Linked DNA regions of Homo sapiens: regions 1 and 2 are each linked to region 3. A link is a loop called in an ENCODE intact Hi-C map of the cell type or tissue named here. Cell type or tissue: B cell. All regions are shown on one strand. Links, peaks and the distances in the headings refer to the core of each region. The heading gives the core; the rest is flanking DNA.

What was found. Peaks named below come from ENCODE experiments on the same cell type or tissue, not always from the same donor. Only the 100,000 strongest peaks of a DNase experiment are listed, where the experiment ranks them.
Region 1: it touches region 3 in a loop (7-fold over the local background); 4 of 110 quality-filtered maps call a loop at or near these places.
Region 2: a loop joins it to region 3, with 23 times the contacts of the local background. A loop is called at or near these places in 14 of 110 quality-filtered maps.

What each region holds. Positions count from the first base shown.
Region 1 is chrX:48,693,690-48,697,839 of GRCh38, forward strand. It overlaps SUV39H1 (SUV39H1 histone lysine methyltransferase), which reads left to right and starts at 3,045. Exons shown (of 6, transcript NM_003173.4): 1 at 3,045-3,114. The coding sequence starts at 3,096. RefSeq lists silencers at 2,659-2,738, 2,769-3,068, 3,359-3,458 and an enhancer at 3,599-3,878. In B cell, for the core only: no CTCF peak of the experiment used is centred there; a DNase peak (open chromatin) is centred at 2,892; H3K4me3 peaks cover 1,682 bases; H3K27ac peaks cover 1,695 bases.
Region 2 is chrX:48,473,366-48,477,515 of GRCh38, forward strand. FTSJ1 (FtsJ RNA 2'-O-methyltransferase 1) reads left to right here and starts at 2,834. Exons shown (of 13, transcript NM_012280.4): 1 at 2,834-3,031. It overlaps LOC124905185 (a long non-coding RNA gene), which reads right to left and starts at 2,978. Exons shown (of 2, transcript XR_007068226.1): 1 at 2,514-2,978; 2 at 863-1,823. In B cell, for the core only: no CTCF peak of the experiment used is centred there; a DNase peak (open chromatin) is centred at 2,686; H3K4me3 peaks cover 1,818 bases; H3K27ac peaks cover 1,977 bases.
Region 3 is chrX:48,593,753-48,601,912 of GRCh38, forward strand. WDR13 (WD repeat domain 13) reads left to right here and starts at 3,740. Exons shown (of 10, transcript NM_001347217.2): 1 at 3,740-3,862; 2 at 4,206-4,285; 3 at 4,965-5,205; 4 at 5,601-5,710; 5 at 5,835-5,965; 6 at 6,567-6,874; 7 at 8,032-8,160. The coding sequence starts at 4,245. RefSeq lists enhancers at 4,046-4,365, 4,386-4,455, 4,476-4,535. In B cell, for the core only: no CTCF peak of the experiment used is centred there; DNase peaks (open chromatin) are centred at 3,919 and 4,389; H3K4me3 peaks cover 1,367 bases; H3K27ac peaks cover 1,160 bases.

The DNA.
Region 1 (4,150 bases), core at 1,619-4,118, 98 kb after region 3:
GGATACAGTAAAATGCCTGACTTCACCACTACACAATGTATCCGTGTAACAAAATTACACTTGTGGCCTGGCACTGTGGCTCATGCCTGCAATCCCAGCACTTTGGGAGGCCAATGCACATTATTCAGTTGATGGATACAGTAAAATGCCTGACTTCACCACTACACAACGTATCCATGTAAAAAAATTACACTTGTGGCCTGGCGCTGTGGCTCATGCCTGTAATCCTAGCACTTTGGGAGGCCAATGTACATTATTCAGATGATGGATACAGTAAAATGCCTGACTTCACCACTACACAATGTATCTGTGTAACAAAATTACACTTGTGGCCTGGCATGGTGGCTCATGTCTGTAATCCGAGCACTTTGGGAGACCAAGGCAGGTGGATCACTGGAGGCCAGGAGTTTGAGACCTGCCTGGCCAACGTGGTGAAACCCCATCATCTCTACTAAAAATACAAAAATTAGCCAGGTGTGGTGGCACACGCCTGTAATCCCACCTACTCAGGAGGCAGAGGCAGGAAAATCGCTTGAACCCGGGAGGCAGAGGTTGCAGTGAACCGAAATCACGCCACTGCACTCCAGCCTGGGTGACAGAGTGAGACTCTGTCTCAAAAAAAAAATATTATATTTGTACCCAATAAATTTATATGAAACAATTAAATGCTTCTGAGATCTGGCTTAATGGTTGCTCAGCCTGCATTCTGGTTCCACATGTAGGTCTGCTTGTGAAAACTCATTACAGTGTTCACCCCTGGTCTGTGTACCCTTCTGTATTTGTGTTACACTCCAATCTGAGGTTTACATTACAATAGGTCAAACCTGTGAATAAAACCTTATATTGGCTCCGGCACTGGGCAACGCAGTAATCATTAAATTAATGCTGAATGAACAGACAACTGGCTGGGAGTGGGACACGGTAGCAATAAGATGGCCTCTTAACTTTTGAGGTCTCCTGAAAAAGTGCTAGTCCAGAATGATTCACTTTCCAGATGAGCAGGAGACACCCACCCCAAGGTCACTTACTGCAGGTTTTACAGACCAGTTTAAGAAACTGCCTAAGATCAAGTAATTTAGTAAATGGCAGAGCCTGGATATGAGTCCAGGTAGTCAGGCTCCAGAATCCAGACTTTTGCCCACTACTTTATAGTGTTTGGGGGCACTACTGGCGACAGACCCTTTTGTCTCCCTCTCAGATCCAGACAGGCAGAGGTCCTGTCTTAAATCACTCTTGTGGGTTGGACAGGTCTCCTGGACACCCGGGAGTGGGAGAGCCCTGCTGCCCGAGGAGACTGGGGGTACATGAGGATGAGCACCTGACTCTGCTCGAGAAGGAGTAAGGGAGGGAAGGGGATGCATGGTGGGACCTTCGCTCCTGTCTGTCCCCTCAGGGCAAGCTGGGGCTGACGGAACCTCAGACCAGCCAGTCACTTCTTAATGAGCTCACAGCTGGACTGGCAGGCAGACAGAATATCCGTTTGGTTAACTGTATAACTGTTTGGTTGACTACAGAACTCATGGAGTGACAGGGAGAAGGCGCAACTTGAGGACGTGACAGCGCAGTTTCCTGAACATCTAACTGAATGACAGCCTGCCTAGGACTGGCTGGGGCTGGTAGCCTGACAGTGGAAAAGACAGGCAGCCTCCTGAGGACCTTGCAGGCTGGCTGACTGATGGCCCGTGGTGCTACTGCCTGCCTGGGTGGCCGGATGTTGTGAATGACTATTGTCAGGAATCACAGCTGGCGGGGGAATGTCTAGATGTTATACTGTCTGGCACCGTGTAAAGGAGGGCCACCTGGGGAAACTTCAGGCTAACTGATCAACAGACCCGTGGCTGCTTGCTAGGCAGCTGTATCTGGTGATCAACTATCCACGCTGCTCGAATCACAGCATGCTGGAGGGCCTGGCTGGGTGCTCTGACTGACTGATCACCTGACAGACGGTGCGGTCAGTCGGATGCTGAGAATGACTGACGATGTGATGAGGGGCGGATTGAACGAGTCACAGGCCAGCTGGCCAGGAGCAAAATCGGCATAGCTGTCTGACTCGATGGCTGTACGTGGTTACGGACTGTCTGCCCTGATAGAATCTCAGCTTCAACGCATCAGAGGAGACTGACTTGACCAATGGTGGGGATGAGTCGCCTGAGAAATGACAGACTGGCTGACCCACTGACAGGTGGTGTGGAGGCTTAATCCTACCTCTAGTTGCTGTGACTATTTGCTTTGAGGGCCTAGCTGGATGTTGTGACTGATCGTGGTGTGAATGAGAAGTAATCTGAGGGAAAGACAGTGACCAACTGATAGTGCCCGACAGGGCTGTATTAGATGCTGACAGTGACAGCTTGTCCCGACCTAATCACAGCCCGCCTGGGGGCATGGCTGGATGCTGCAGTCTATGAGAGGATTTAGCCAGGGAGAATCGCAGCTGGTCCCAGGGCTATGGTGGGTGGAGAGGAGGACTGATTGATCTGCTGACAACGTGAGGACAGGATGGTCTTAGGGAATGATAAGGCAGGCTGGCTAACAGTGCTGTCTGCCTGCCTCCAGGGAGTCGCCGCTGGCCAGGGCACAAATGGAAGCCAGTATTGACTGCCCAGCAGTGTGGATGGGGGCCGGGAGTCTGACTAGGCACCTGTCTGGGGCGACCGCCTGAGCAGTTGGATACGGCACTAGTCCACCTGGGAGCCCCGGCCTGCTTGGGGTTAAAATGAGATGACGGGCTGACTGACGGTGATAACAGGGAGTATGACAGGACTGAGGAACCACTGCGACTGGCTGATAACGTGATTGGCTAGCAGTGTGACAGACAGACCAGCGCACGGGCAGGGCCTCTGGCAACTTTAGCTACCGCCGCTGTCGCTCCCGCTGCCGCCGCCGCCCAGACGCACTCTGGGAAAGCGCGGCGAGCACCCGCCTCCGGGACCGAGCCGGGCGGCAGGGAGGGGTTCGGTCACGGCTCTCCGGTTGGTCCGCGCGGGTGCTGCGAGTCGGGAGCCGCGGCCAATAGGCTGCGCGTTCCCGGCCACGCCCGCGCGAGCGCTCTTCTCGCGAGGCCGGCTAGGCCCGAATGTCGTTAGCCGTGGGGAAAGATGGCGGAAAATTTAAAAGGTGAAGCAGTGGAGGCAGAGGCGCGGGCCCGCTGGCCGGGCCGGGTGGGCTGGAGGGGTGGCGTTGCCGGCTCGGGGCCCCGGCGTCCGAGGCCCCGGCGCCGGGAGCCGGAAGCTCGGCGCGGAAAGGATGAGGCTCGGGGAGCGCGGGCCTGGTGCGCGGGGCTGGGCGGGGCTCAGGGGAGGGGGCGCGCGCCTCGGAACGCAGCGGGCCTGGGGCTAAGTGGGGACGCAGGAGGGGGGCGCGCGCTGCAGATCGCGGCCGGACCGGCGCGCGCACGCGCGGGGGCTTGTCGAGGAGGCCGCGCCCGCGCGCGGGAAAATCGGCCCCTGGTGACCGTTACCCATTCGGTGTCCACGCGAGACGCCGGAAGGGGAGGGAAGATAAGGGGGACAGACCCCCCCTTCAGAGTGCGGGGACTGAGAACTCTTCTGGGGGAAAGTATCGCCTCTCGGCGTGATGGGGGAAGGGTTTGGAATAGAGGATCTCCCAGAAGAGAGAAATGGGGCCTTCCTAATAGGACAGCTGGACTCCCCCATGTGCAGGGAAAGAGGGGTGACTCAGTTATGTTGGGGGGCCCCTCTATGTGACGAAAGCCGCAGGGAGGATGGGTTCCACAAGTGGGAGGACCTCTGAGGGGTTCAGGAGAGTCCACCTGTGGCCAGTTCCGGAGCCAGCAGCTGGAGGGTGTTAATTGGGACCACTTAAGTGGGGTTTCAAATGCAAGTGAAGGAAGGGGTTTGCGAGGACAGGCTGTAGGGAGAGGAAAGCGTGGGCACAGGCGGGCTCAGTCTCCACTTGGTCTTGCCTAAGTAGGGGGGGTAGGGCTTGCACACGAAATAATTTTGAAAAGCTCTTGTACGTTTTTAGGTTGACATCTAAAGTTTAGGTGTGATTTTTGCAATGGGAGGCAGAAAATATTAAACATTTTAAAAAGATGATATAGGATGAGGACTGACTGCCCTTGGAATGTTTTGAGACATGATTTGATAAAATGGCTTCTAAAGTACTTTGATTAAGAATGTGCCTTGAATCA
Region 2 (4,150 bases), core at 1,619-4,118, 120 kb before region 3:
CACTGAGTCTCAGCTTCCTCAAGGGCCTAATAACGCCTAACTCATTGGGCTATCGAGACAATTGAATTAATTAACACAGGCAGAGCACTTAAGACAATGCTTTACACATAGTTATTGCTCAATACATATTTGTGGGAGGAATTAATGATTTCTTCTCTGCGAAAGCAAAGTCCCACTTGCTGGGCTGCATATGGGATTCCAATCTGTCCTTTCATGCAGGCTCCCCACGGAGTAACTCTTTCCAGTCACTTCCTTTCCTCAAAGCAGCCCCTGGGCAGCAAAGTCCTAGTCCCCTGCCCCTGGGCCACCCCCCTCGTTCCCTCACACTGCTAAGATGCCCCCACCGGGAAAGAGCTGGCCTGGCAGCTCCCCCTTCCTTGACCCCTCCAGGAGGCCAAGGGAAGGACACCTTTACACTCAGTGGGGTGCCGGGTGGGAGCTGCAGGCCGACACCCTACTTCGGGAAGAGCCTGGAGAGTTCAGAGCCTGGCTCCTGTCCCCCAAACCCCCGGTCCTGCTGGAGGAAGCAAGTTTCTTTGCTAAAAGTTAAACATCCTCTTCGTGAGCGACAAGAAAACAGGACGTGGGAAGCGTCCCACAGGGTGAACATGGGCCCCCAATGCCTGGCACCCCCTCCTCTCTTGTGGAGCGGAGGCCTGGTGGCTCGAACCCTTCCTTTCTCACACTCGCTCGCCTCTGCAGGGGAGTCATGTTCCCACAGTCCCACAATGCCCTTGAGTTCTGCTGACAAAGCTCTGGCTTCTTCCCTGGTTCTCAGAGTCTCTACGCCTCCACCCAGGGCTCCATAGAAATGCAGGACGCACCACTGGGGAAAAAATTAAGGAACGAAGCAACAAAAGGATGAATTCAACCAACATTTATTGAACACCAACTGTGCGCCACCCCTGTTCCAGGCACTGGGAGGCAGCAGTGAACATGACAGAACAGGAATCCCTGCCTGGTGAAGCTCGTGTGCTAAGGAATCAATCATTCTGTTTTTTTTTTTTTTCTTGAGACAGGGTCTCACTCTGTCGCCCAAGCTGGAGTGCAGTAGCACGATGTCGGCTCACTGCAACCTCCACCTCCCAGGTTCAAGTGATCCTCCCACCTTGGCCTCCTGAGTAGCTGGGACTAGAGGTGCGCATCACCACGCCCAGCTAATTTTTGTATTTTTAGTAGAGACGGGGTTGCACTATGTTGGCCAGGCTGGTCTCCAACTCCTGACCTCAAGTGATCCCCCCGCCTCGCCCTCCCAAAGTTCTGGGATTATAGGCGTGAGCCACTGCATCCAGCCCTTTTATTTTTTAAAGAGACATGGGTTCTCGCTATGTTGCCCAGACTAGATTCAAACCCCTGGGCTCCAGGGATCCTCCCACCTCAGCCTCTGGAGTAGCTGGGACTAAAGGCACATGCCGCCGCCCCTGGCTAATACTCATATGCATGTTGCCAGGATTAAAATGAATGAACAAAGGGAAGGACATGCTGGAGCCAACTTATACAGGTTGGGAGGAGCTGTTCAATTTTCAGAAATTTTGCAAACTGGTTGTTAAACAGCTGGTTTAACAACTGGTTTTGTTTGTTTGTTGAGACAGGGTCTCACTCTGTCACCCACAGTGGAGTGCAGTGGCAAGATCAAGGCTCACTGCAGCCTTGACCTCCCAGGCTCATGCAATCCTCCCACCTCAGCCTCCCAAGTAGCTGGAACTACTCGCACACACCACCACGCCCGGCTATTTTTATTATTTGTAGAGACGGGGATCTCACCATATTGCCCAGGCTGGTCTTGAAGTCCTGGACTCAAGCGATCCTTCCACCTCAGCCCCCTAAAGTTAAACAGCTATGGTTAAAAATGAAATGATATAAACTTACTCAAAACTGGTAACTTCCTAATTTTACCACATTCCACTATTCTCTATGCTCTTGAGGTCATTTACCCCCATTTTATCTGTATGGTAAAAATAATACATGATAGTGCACTACTGCATCTCTTTTAAACTCCCTGTTCAGTGACCACAGGTCGGTACCTTGAAATCTAACAAGAAGATTGTACCTAAGCCATGGAAATTGGTAAATGCTAGAAACCAGCCTCCCTTCCCCCCACCCCTCCCCGCCACCACCCCCGCCCCAGCCAGTGGTTAACCATTTACCAGCACACCACTGAGGGCATTTAGAGCCTAGCACATGGTAAACACTATGATAAACGTTTTCATTATTTTTCCGTTTGTCCACTGGGTCAGGATGTATAGTCTTTTTTTGTGTCTGGGATGGAATTTAAAATATTTGAAGATCACAGAATTACAAAAGCCCAGAGAGTGGCTAAGCTACACCTATTTAACCCTCCCAATAATGCTGTTAAGTCTATACTATTGATTATCCCCACTTTCCAGACAGGGAAACTGAAGTTCTGAGGCAGTAAAACTCAGGCAGCGCCATGCATTAGCTGTAGTGCGATCTGAAATTGCAGCCGAGCAGCCTCCGCGCGCTCGCGCACTTCAAGAACGCATTTTCCTTACTGTCACGTTTATGCCCCGAGTGGTAATTTCGCTTCCCGGCACGCGAAAAATGAATGGGCGCCATCTTGCGCGTGGCATCTTGGGAAATGTAGTTTACAGGCTCAATAACAAGCACGGTCCAAGAAGGGAGGGGCGGGGGAGCAAATCGATCTTGGCCTCGGAAGAAAAAGAACAAAGAATCGCTGGCAACTTGCGCGTCGCGTCGCTGCAGCCACGCAGTGCGTGGATTCAGCCGCTTTGGCCGTGCCCGTTGCATGCCGGGAAACGCAGTTCGCGAGCCCCGGATACGTCGACAATAGATGACGGGGCTCACGTTGTACGTTCACATCAGGTCCCGGCCCGCCGGAACCTGGGCGATCCACGATGCCGAGTTTGCCACGCTGCGACAGCCCATAGGCTTGCCCCCCCGGGCATTCGGGTGGACTACGAACACAAACTGAAGCCCTAGGACTTGTCGCCCGTTTGCGCTCTCGCCGAGGCACAGGCTGCTCGCGGACCACCCTGCTCCGAAAACTAAGGTGGGCCCTGGGGCGCGGAGGACAGGAATGCGGGCGGAGGCTATTGAGGCACGCCTGCACTGTCCCGCCTGCGGGGAAAGGAGGGAGGTCCGCCCTGGGCGCCGTAGCTGTGTATGGTTCGGGCGGCTGGCACCGGGTGGGTTCTAGACCCAAGGTTTGTCTGCAGAAGGGGACCAGTAGACGGGGTGGATTCGAGGTGGGGACATGGGACGCAGCGGTCGGAGCCGCCTGGAGGGGTACCCGGTGGTCCCGATGGAGCTATCATCTTTGAGGTATTGATGAGGAGGGACGGGGAGTGTGGTCAGAAGGCTGTTTTGGGAGGTTGGGTGGAGCGTGAGGGTGGGGTGTTACTGGGGAATCAATGGGGGCTAATAAGAATATTTTAGTCGAACTGTTGTTCATTGATTGATTAATGAGGGGATGGCAGAGTAAGCAACTAGAATATAACGAGTGATGGATGGGAAAATGATCCCCCAGGTATTGATGGAGGTATGATATTCAACGGGTTAATGGAAAGTGATGGGGCATCGTAATGGCAAGGATGATGGTGAGGTTGTGGGGGGAATAATAGATGGATGGAGGTCATGATCAAGGGGCCTTGGTGAAAGAAAAGATAATGAGAGGCTGATGGTGTTGTAGTCAGAGTCAGTAGTTGGGCTATGGTGGCATGACCGTCGAGGAATTAGGGGACAGAGTGAGTAAAGAGAGGGCAATAGTAAACTAGGGTTGGGGGGGTTAACTTCTGTTGATACATAGTAGGTGAATAGTAAACTGTTGGAGTGTGATCATCCAGTGATGGATCCATGGAGAGCAGGGTGGACAGTGAGGGGAGAATGGGGAACTGATGTGTGATCAGTTAACGTGTTTGTTAATGAAAGAGTTACAGGGCAGGAGGCTAGTGCTGTGATCTATGAAGGGTCTATTGGAGAAAACTGAGTTAATGGGGGCTGATAAATCAGTAATTGAATGCTTAATGGGGAGCTAATAGACCATGATTCTCCAGGCATTGTTAGAGGTTCATAAGGATGTAGTAATAAAGGGGCCTAATCATCTAAGGGATTAATGGCGAATGGGGTGAAACGAGAGAGATATAGGGAGTGGGAGGTACAATGAAGTAGT
Region 3 (8,160 bases), core at 3,140-5,639:
AATGTTTAATCAAGAAAAACCAGCTGAGTGGCTCATGCCTGTAATCCAGCACTTCGGGAGGCCAAGGCAGGCAAATCACGTGAGGTCAGGAGTTCGAGACCAGCCTGGCCAATATGGTGAAACCCATCTCTACTAAAAACACAAAAATTAGCCTGGCATGGTAGTGCACGATTGTAGTCCCAGCTACTTGGGAGGCTAAGGCACGAGAATCGCTTGAGCTGGGAGGCAGAGGTGCCCATGTTGGCGAGGCTGGTCTCTAACTCCTGGCCTCAAGTGACCCACCCTCCTCAGCCTCCCAAAGTGGTGGGATTACAGGCGTGAGCCACAGTGCCCAGCCAACAAACCTTTCATCAGCTTGTTTTGTCTAGTATCTTATAGCCTTATAGGAAGAGGTTTTAAAAATAATTTTTATAAATTTAATATGTTAATATTGAAAAACAATAAAAGAATTCATTCCAATGGTGAAACAGAATTTCCCAGGTATCCCTGACTCGAATTCCTGACTCTTCTGTTATTTCATTCCATCATATTTCTTTGGAAGCAGAGTGGTGGGATGAAGGGGCAGGGCTCTGTTGAGAGAAGGTGGAAGTGAATGGGAAAGGTATTTATCACAACACTCTTTATGGTGAAAAAAGAACATGGAAATAAACCCAATGCCAGTCACAAATAGGGGACCAGTTCAGGGCTGGGTGCAGTGGCTCATGCCTGTAAATCTCAGCTCCTTGGGAGGCTGAGGTGGAAGGATGCCTCAAGGCCACGAGTTCGAGACCAGCCTGGGCAACATATCAAGATACCCCCATATCTCTCTCTTTTTAAAAAAAACAAAAAAAAAAAACAAAAAAAAAAAACAGGGTCTTACTCTAACATCCAAGCCAGAGTGCAGTGGCATGGCTCACTGCAGCCTTGACCTCCCAGGCTCAAGCAATCCTCCCACCTCACCCTCCTGAGTAGCTGGGACTATGAGCACACACCACCACACCCAGCTAATTTTATTTTTGTAGAGATGTAGTCTCACTGTGTTGCCCAGGCTGGTCTCAAACTCCTAGACTCAAGTGATCTTCTTGCCTTGGCCTCCCAAAGTATTGGGATTACAGGTACGAGCCACCATGCCCAGCCGACCCCATGTCGCTCTCTCTTTTTTAATTAATTTATGTTTGAGATGGAGTTTCGCTCTTGTTGCCCAGGCTGGAGTGCAATGGCACGATCTCAGCTCACTGCAACCTCCGCCTCCAGGGTTCAAGTGATTGTCCTTGCCTCAGTCTCCCAAGTAGCTGGGATTACAGGCTCCTGCCACCATGCCCGGCTAATTTTTTGTATTTTTAGTAGAGACAGAGTTTCACCATGTTGCCCAGGCTGGTCTCGAATTCCTAACCTCAGGTGATCTGCCCGCCTCAGCCTCCCAAAGTGCTGGGATTACAGGTGTGAGCCACCACATCCGACCTCTTTTTTTTTTTTTAAGAGACAGGGTCTCGCTCTGTTGCCCAGGTTGGAGTGTAGTGGCATGATCACAGCTCACTGCAGCCTTAACCTCCCAGGCTCAAGCAATTCTTCTGCCTCAGCCTCCCGAGTAGCTGGGACTACAGGGATGTACCACCATGCCTAATTTTTGGTAGAGATGGGGTCTCACTTTGTTCCCCAGGCTGGTCTCAACTTCCTGGACTCAAGTGATCCTCCCGCCTCAGCCTTCCAAAGTGCTGGGATTACAGACATAAGCCACTACGCCCAGTTGACACCATGTCTTAAAAAAAAAAAAAAAAAAAAAAACGTAAGGGAACCAGTTCAATAAAATGTCACCCTTGAATTCCCTGGGCTTCAGATATCCTCATCTGTAAAATGGGGATAGTAACAGGACCCACAACCTTCAGTTATTATGATTAAATTGACTGGGTACAGTGGCTCACGCCTGTAATCCTAGCACTTAGGGAGGCCGAGGCGGGCGAATCACTTGAGCTCAGGAGTTTGAGACCAGCCTGGCCAACATGGTGAAACCCCGTCTCTACCAAAAATAGAAAAATTATCCGGGCGTGGTGGCAAATGTCTGTGGTCCCAGCTCCCGGGAGGCTGAGGTAGGAGGACTGCTTGAGCCCAGGTGGCAGAGATTGCAGTGAGCCAAGATCGTGTCACTGCACTCCAGCCTGGGTGACAGAGTGAAACCCCATCTCAAAAAAAAAAAAAAGATTAAATAGATTAATATATGTATAAAATACCTTGAACAGTACCCAGCACATTGTCTCATAAATATTAGTTGTTCTTGTTAAGGTTACATGTTTGTGCAGTGAAATAGAGTTTACTCTTTATCAATCATGTTACAAAAGAGTATTTAATATGAAAAGACACTGATAAGCTTGTTACAGGGACAAGGGAGATGCTGAGTCAACACAATACAGTGTGATCTTTCGGTGACTTTAAAACATTGTTGAATTGATTGTATTTGTTATAAAAATAATGTGGAAAATAACAGCTTTGAATTTTATGTCAGTTGATGTTAAGATCCAACAGGAAGTTTACCCTGATAACGTTAAGATGAACAGTTTGAAAGCAGCTTCCTGCTGGAAGTTGAAATAGAGATGATTCAGATAGCCTCTTTGGATCCAAACCCCAAAGCTTCTTTTGCCTAATTCTATCTTCTGTCTTTAGAAACTCAAGCCTCGACTGGGCTCGGTGGCTCACGCCTGTAATCCCAGCACTTTGGGAGGCCGAGGCGGGCGGATCATGAGGTCAGGAGATTGAGACCATCTTGGTTAACACGGTGAAACCCCCTCTCTACTAAAAACACAAAAATTTAGCCAGGCGTGGTGTCGGACGCCTGTAGTCCCAGCTACTTGGGAGGCTGAGGCAGGAGAATGGCGTGAACCCAGGAGGCGGAGCTTGCAATGAGCCGAGATCGCGCCACTGGACTCCAGCCTGGGCGACAGAGCGAGACTCCCGTCTCAAAAAGAAAAAAAAAAAAAAAAAAGAAAGAAACTCAAGCCTCAAGCTGTCTGGGGGCATCCAAGTCCAACCATCCCAGTCACACACACACAACCGACCTTACTCATCCCAGGGGTGTGCAGAGGCCCACTGCAAGAACTGGTGAACTTTCAAGGCGTCTTTGCATATATGATGATTTTTTATTCTATTATTCAAGTTTTGCTTGGACAAGATTGTGCTGCTAAAAAGTGGCCTACACCACTTTTTTTGTTTTTGTTTTTGAGACAGGGTTTCACTCCCGTCGCCCAGGCTAGAGTGCAGTGGCGCGATCTCAGCTCACTACAACCTCCGCGTCCTGGGCTCAAGCAATCCTCCTGCCACAACCTCCCGAGTAGCTGGGACTACAAGCGCCCGCCACCATACCCGGCTAATTTTTGTATTTTTAGTAGAGACGGGGTTTCACCATGTTGGCCAGGCTGGTCTTGAACTCCTGGCCTCAAGTGATCCACCTGCCTCGGCCTCCCTAAGTGCTGGGATTACAGGCGTGAGCCACCGCGCCCGGCCCTACACCACTTTTTAAAAGTCGTGTTTCTTCTCTTTTTTATAATGTTGTACTTCTGATTTCTAGGGAATGATTAGCAAACTCACCCCTGACGCTATGTCCCTTGGACATTATCCTTGTATACACAAAAAGTGCAATTAACGAGTGGGTAGAAGTCAAGGGGTGGAGCCTCCGTCCTTGGGCTTGAAGCCAATGTCCCTCAATGCGCCTGCGAGACTCCCACGCCCTGGGAAGGATGCCTATCGATTCGCTCTGGGCTCGGCAGTTCTTTCTGATAGCAGGCAGCCATCTTGCCTGGAGCCTGAGAAAGGGAGGAGAGACAGAAGGAACCGGCGACAGTGGTCTCAGGGCCGCTCCGGGGGGCCTCAAGAACCGGAGGCAGCCCCGGAGGTGGTCCCCGATCCCGGGCTATGCTCTTGGATCTGAGAAGGGAAGGCGGAGGGCGGCGGGGACAAGATGGGTGGAGAATGTCAAGCAAGGAATGCTAGGCGGGGGAGGGGCGTTGCTATGGCGACTGGGGAGGGGCGGTGTCTGTTCTGAATCGCTGTGTGTCACCCGGGCGCTGCCCAGGAAGGGCAGGGCTGGGGTGATGACCATGGTAACACCCGGGGGGGAGTTCGTGACATCTCCGGCGCGGAGGGACTCGATGTCTATGGCAATGGTCGCCTGGTGGAAGGGACGGAACTAGATCCCTTCGCTCGGGACGCTCACATTCCAGGCCCTTGTCCTGCAGGCTGCCGCGGGCGGACACGCCAGAGGAGGAGGCCGGGGAATGGCCGCGGTGTGGCAGCAAGTCTTAGCAGTGGACGCGAGGTGAGGCGTGGGGTCAAAGCCCATGGGAGCAGAACTTACTGTGGTGCATGCGCAATGGCGATAAGTGAGGCTGGGCGGAGAACTTGCCTTATGCGGCTGCGTGGGCATGCCGGAGGTGAGCATGCGCAGTAGCGGGGGCGGGCACGCCCGCGGTGAGTTGGCTGCGCCGGAGAGGATTCTAAACAGCAAGCTGGGAAAATGTGGTCAGATGTGGGCATGCGCAAAGCGGCTACCTGTGAGAGGGAGGTGGGGCTCAGGCAGGTGACATCCTATCCCCTATGGGTGTCCCCTAGACTTTTTTTTTTTTACATCATCACTTCCCCATTCTGACCCCATCACCTCCCAACGCTGACCCCCATAATGTCAGTCTGATTTCTGTCGCCCTGGTATACTGACCCTAATTATTGTCTGCGCTGACCCAGTCACCCCGTAGGGACCCCAGCACGGCAGCAGACTGACTCTGTTGTCTGCAAACTGACCTCATGACCATGCTCATTATTACTGCAGACTCACTCCCACCACAGGACCAAGAGGTCCCTCATCACCACTGCTAGTCATTCTTACCACCTAGGCCCCAGTCACTGCCACACACCTCACTCTCCTGCCGTACCCCCCCCCCCGAGCTGATTGATTCCCTCTGTCCTGTGCCTGCTGCCTGCCCTGCATCCTGACCCTGCAGGTACAACGCGTACCGCACACCAACGTTTCCACAGTTTCGGACGCAGTATATCCGCCGGCGCAGCCAGCTGCTGCGGGAGAATGCCAAGGCTGGGCACCCCCCAGCGCTGCGTCGGCAGTACCTGAGGCTTCGGGGGCAGCTGCTGGGCCAGCGCTACGGGCCCCTCTCCGAGCCAGGCAGTGCTCGTGCCTATAGCAACAGCATCGTCCGCAGTAGCCGCACTACTCTTGACCGCATGGAGGTGAGCTTCTGGCCACATTCACCCCCGGGCATACCCTGCCTGCACACATTCACTCCACTGACTTTCATCAAGCACCTGCTCTTTGCTGGGCACTGTTCTGCATCAGCAGAGGACAAAAAGATAATATGCCAAGTAAACCAGTAAACACACAAACTTTGTAAACAGGTCAGTAAACATATAGCAAGCCCTGTCTTTAGTATCTGCTGAGCAGGGGGAGGGCAGGAACAGCAGAACTCGTGAGGAAGCCACTGCAGTAGTACAAGTGGGCAGCGGTGGTGGTGGCAGGGGACACAGTGAGAAGTGATCTGACTCTAGGTAGATTTTCAGGGCTCCACACCTCAAAGGTTCTCGGGCTTTTTGCAAGATGCACCCACCCTGACCCTCTCCATTTGCAGGACTTTGAGGATGATCCTCGGGCCCTGGGGGCCCGTGGGCACCGTCGTTCTGTCAGCAGAGGCTCCTACCAGCTGCAGGCGCAGATGAACCGTGCCGTCTATGAGGACAGGTATGCACCAGAGGCAGCCAAGGCGGGGGGCGGGTTGCGAGGAGGAGAGGGGCCCTGGGGCAATGGCAGACTGAACACTCTCGCATCTACCTCCTGTCACCCCTCACTTCCTATTGGGGCCCAGGCCCCCTGGCAGCGTGGTGCCCACGTCAGCAGCAGAGGCAAGTCGGGCCATGGCCGGGGACACGTCACTGAGCGAGAACTATGCCTTTGCGGGCATGTATCATGTTTTTGACCAGCACGTGGATGAGGCAGGTGAGCCAGTGGGTAGCGGGTTCCATCACCAAGCGTTTGCCCAAACTGTGACAACCAACCAAGGCATCCTTTTCTGAATCCAAGGCCCCTGGCACACTCCAAAGGAGGAATGACCATCCATAAAGCCTTTTGTAGACTGAAAATCCCTCTGCAAAGTGGTCAGTGCTTCGTCTACTGGAAAGGGCCTCAGAAGCCTAAGAGAGAGCCCTTTGCAGCAGGCTGCCTGGGTTCCTGAGTCACTTGGAAGAGTTCAAAGCCTTTGCTGATGATAAATCCCCTTGCAGAGGGCAGAGTGGGCTACAGTGTCAAGGGTTTTGCAAATTGCCAAGACCTTGATTATAAAGTGTTCGCTAAGACAGGAACTTTTTCATGTTGCAGAAGACTTTTGCAATCTGCAAAGGAGCTGCTAAGACTTAGGGAGCTTTGGCAGAGGGTCTTCAGGGGTTACAGTTCCCTTTGTCAGCCAAGGAAAGCCCTTTGCTGAGGCCACTGTTCCTCATGCAGTGGGGCCCCAGCCCCAGGCACACACGTCAGAGCCTTTTAGAGAGAAAAGTGCCCAGTGAGTGTGCAGATTCCCACTAATGGCTTCTTGGCATTGCAGTCCCAAGGGTGCGCTTCGCCAATGATGACCGACACCGCCTGGCCTGCTGCTCACTCGACGGCAGCATCTCCCTGTGCCAGCTGGTGCCTGCCCCACCCACAGTGCTTCGCGTGCTACGGGGCCACACCCGTGGTGTCTCCGACTTCGCCTGGTCCCTCTCCAATGACATCCTCGTGTCCACCTCACTGGATGCCACCATGCGCATCTGGGCCTCTGAGGATGGTCGCTGCATCCGAGAGATCCCTGACCCCGATAGCGCTGAACTGCTCTGCTGCACCTTCCAGCCTGTCAACAACAACCTCACTGTGGTCAGGCTCCAGGACACCCACTCACCAAGGGCTGGTGGGCTGGGTCAGGAAGGCTATCTGAGGGAATCAGAGTATAAGGAGGGACAGCCAGGGGGGGCCTAGGACCCCCCCACCCCCCACCCAATCTCGTCAGAGCAGTCCTAGTGTGGTCAGACTTAAAAGGGAAGCAGATCAGAAGACGGGAGTGGGCCAGGCGCAGTGGCTCACGCCTGTAATCCCAGCACTTTGGGAGGCGGAGGCGGGCGGATCACGAGGTCAGGAGATTGAGACCATCCTGGCTAACACGGTGAAACCCCATCTCTACTAAAAATACAAAAAATTAGCCGGGCATGGTGGCGGGCGCCTATAGTCTCAGCTACTTGGGAGGCTGAGGCAGGAGAATGGTGTGAACCTGGGAGGTGGAGCTTGCAGTGAGCCGAGATGGCACCACTGGGCGACAGAGCGAGACTCCGCCCCCACCCCCCATAAAAAGGGGAATGCCGTTCTTGATCTGGGTTGGCCTTGCTGTGGTACACTCCAGGGAGCACGGGCCAGGGTCAGGGTTCTGGCTCTGGAGCCCCTTTGGTCCCATCAGCTACAGTCCTACAGTTTTCCAACTGCAGGGGCTACCTCTGAGGAGCAGGATGATGAGGCTGAGCCTCGTCTGGTCTGTCAGTGGCCCCACCGTGTCAGACTCCAGGGTAGATTGGTCAGAGAGCAGGGGAAGGACATTAGAAAGTCTGGTGTGGCCCGGGGTGTAGTGGGGTGAACTGCAGAGGAACAGACCAAGAGTGAGCTTGTGGGCCGGGATCCTCCCCGCATTAGCAGCAGCCCCACAAGTTCCAGAAAGGAGCAGCCAGGGAGCAGGGGAAAGCTGGGATCACAGGCCTAGGCAGGCCCTATGGTTCTCACACTGTAGGAGGACTGGCCAAGGGGCAGCATGATGGCTCTGAAGGCCCTTTAGTCCCGTAGGCAGGTGGCCTACTCTGGGCAGATTGCAAAAGGGGCTGGCTAGGGAGGTGGATTCATGCCTGGTCACCTTGTCTACCTGCCACAGCCCTATTGTGAATAGACTCTAATAGGGACCAGCCAGTCGCATCAACAGCAGCCCCACTGTGGTCAGACTCAAGGAGGGCCTGGCTGGAAGCAGGATGATGGTCTGTGCATTCTCCCCACAGGTGGGGAACGCCAAGCACAACGTGCATGTCATGAACATCTCCACAGGCAAGAAAGTGAAGGGGGGCTCCAGCAAGCTGACAGGCCGTGTCCTTGCTCTGTCCTTTGATGCCCCTGGCCGGCTGCTCTGG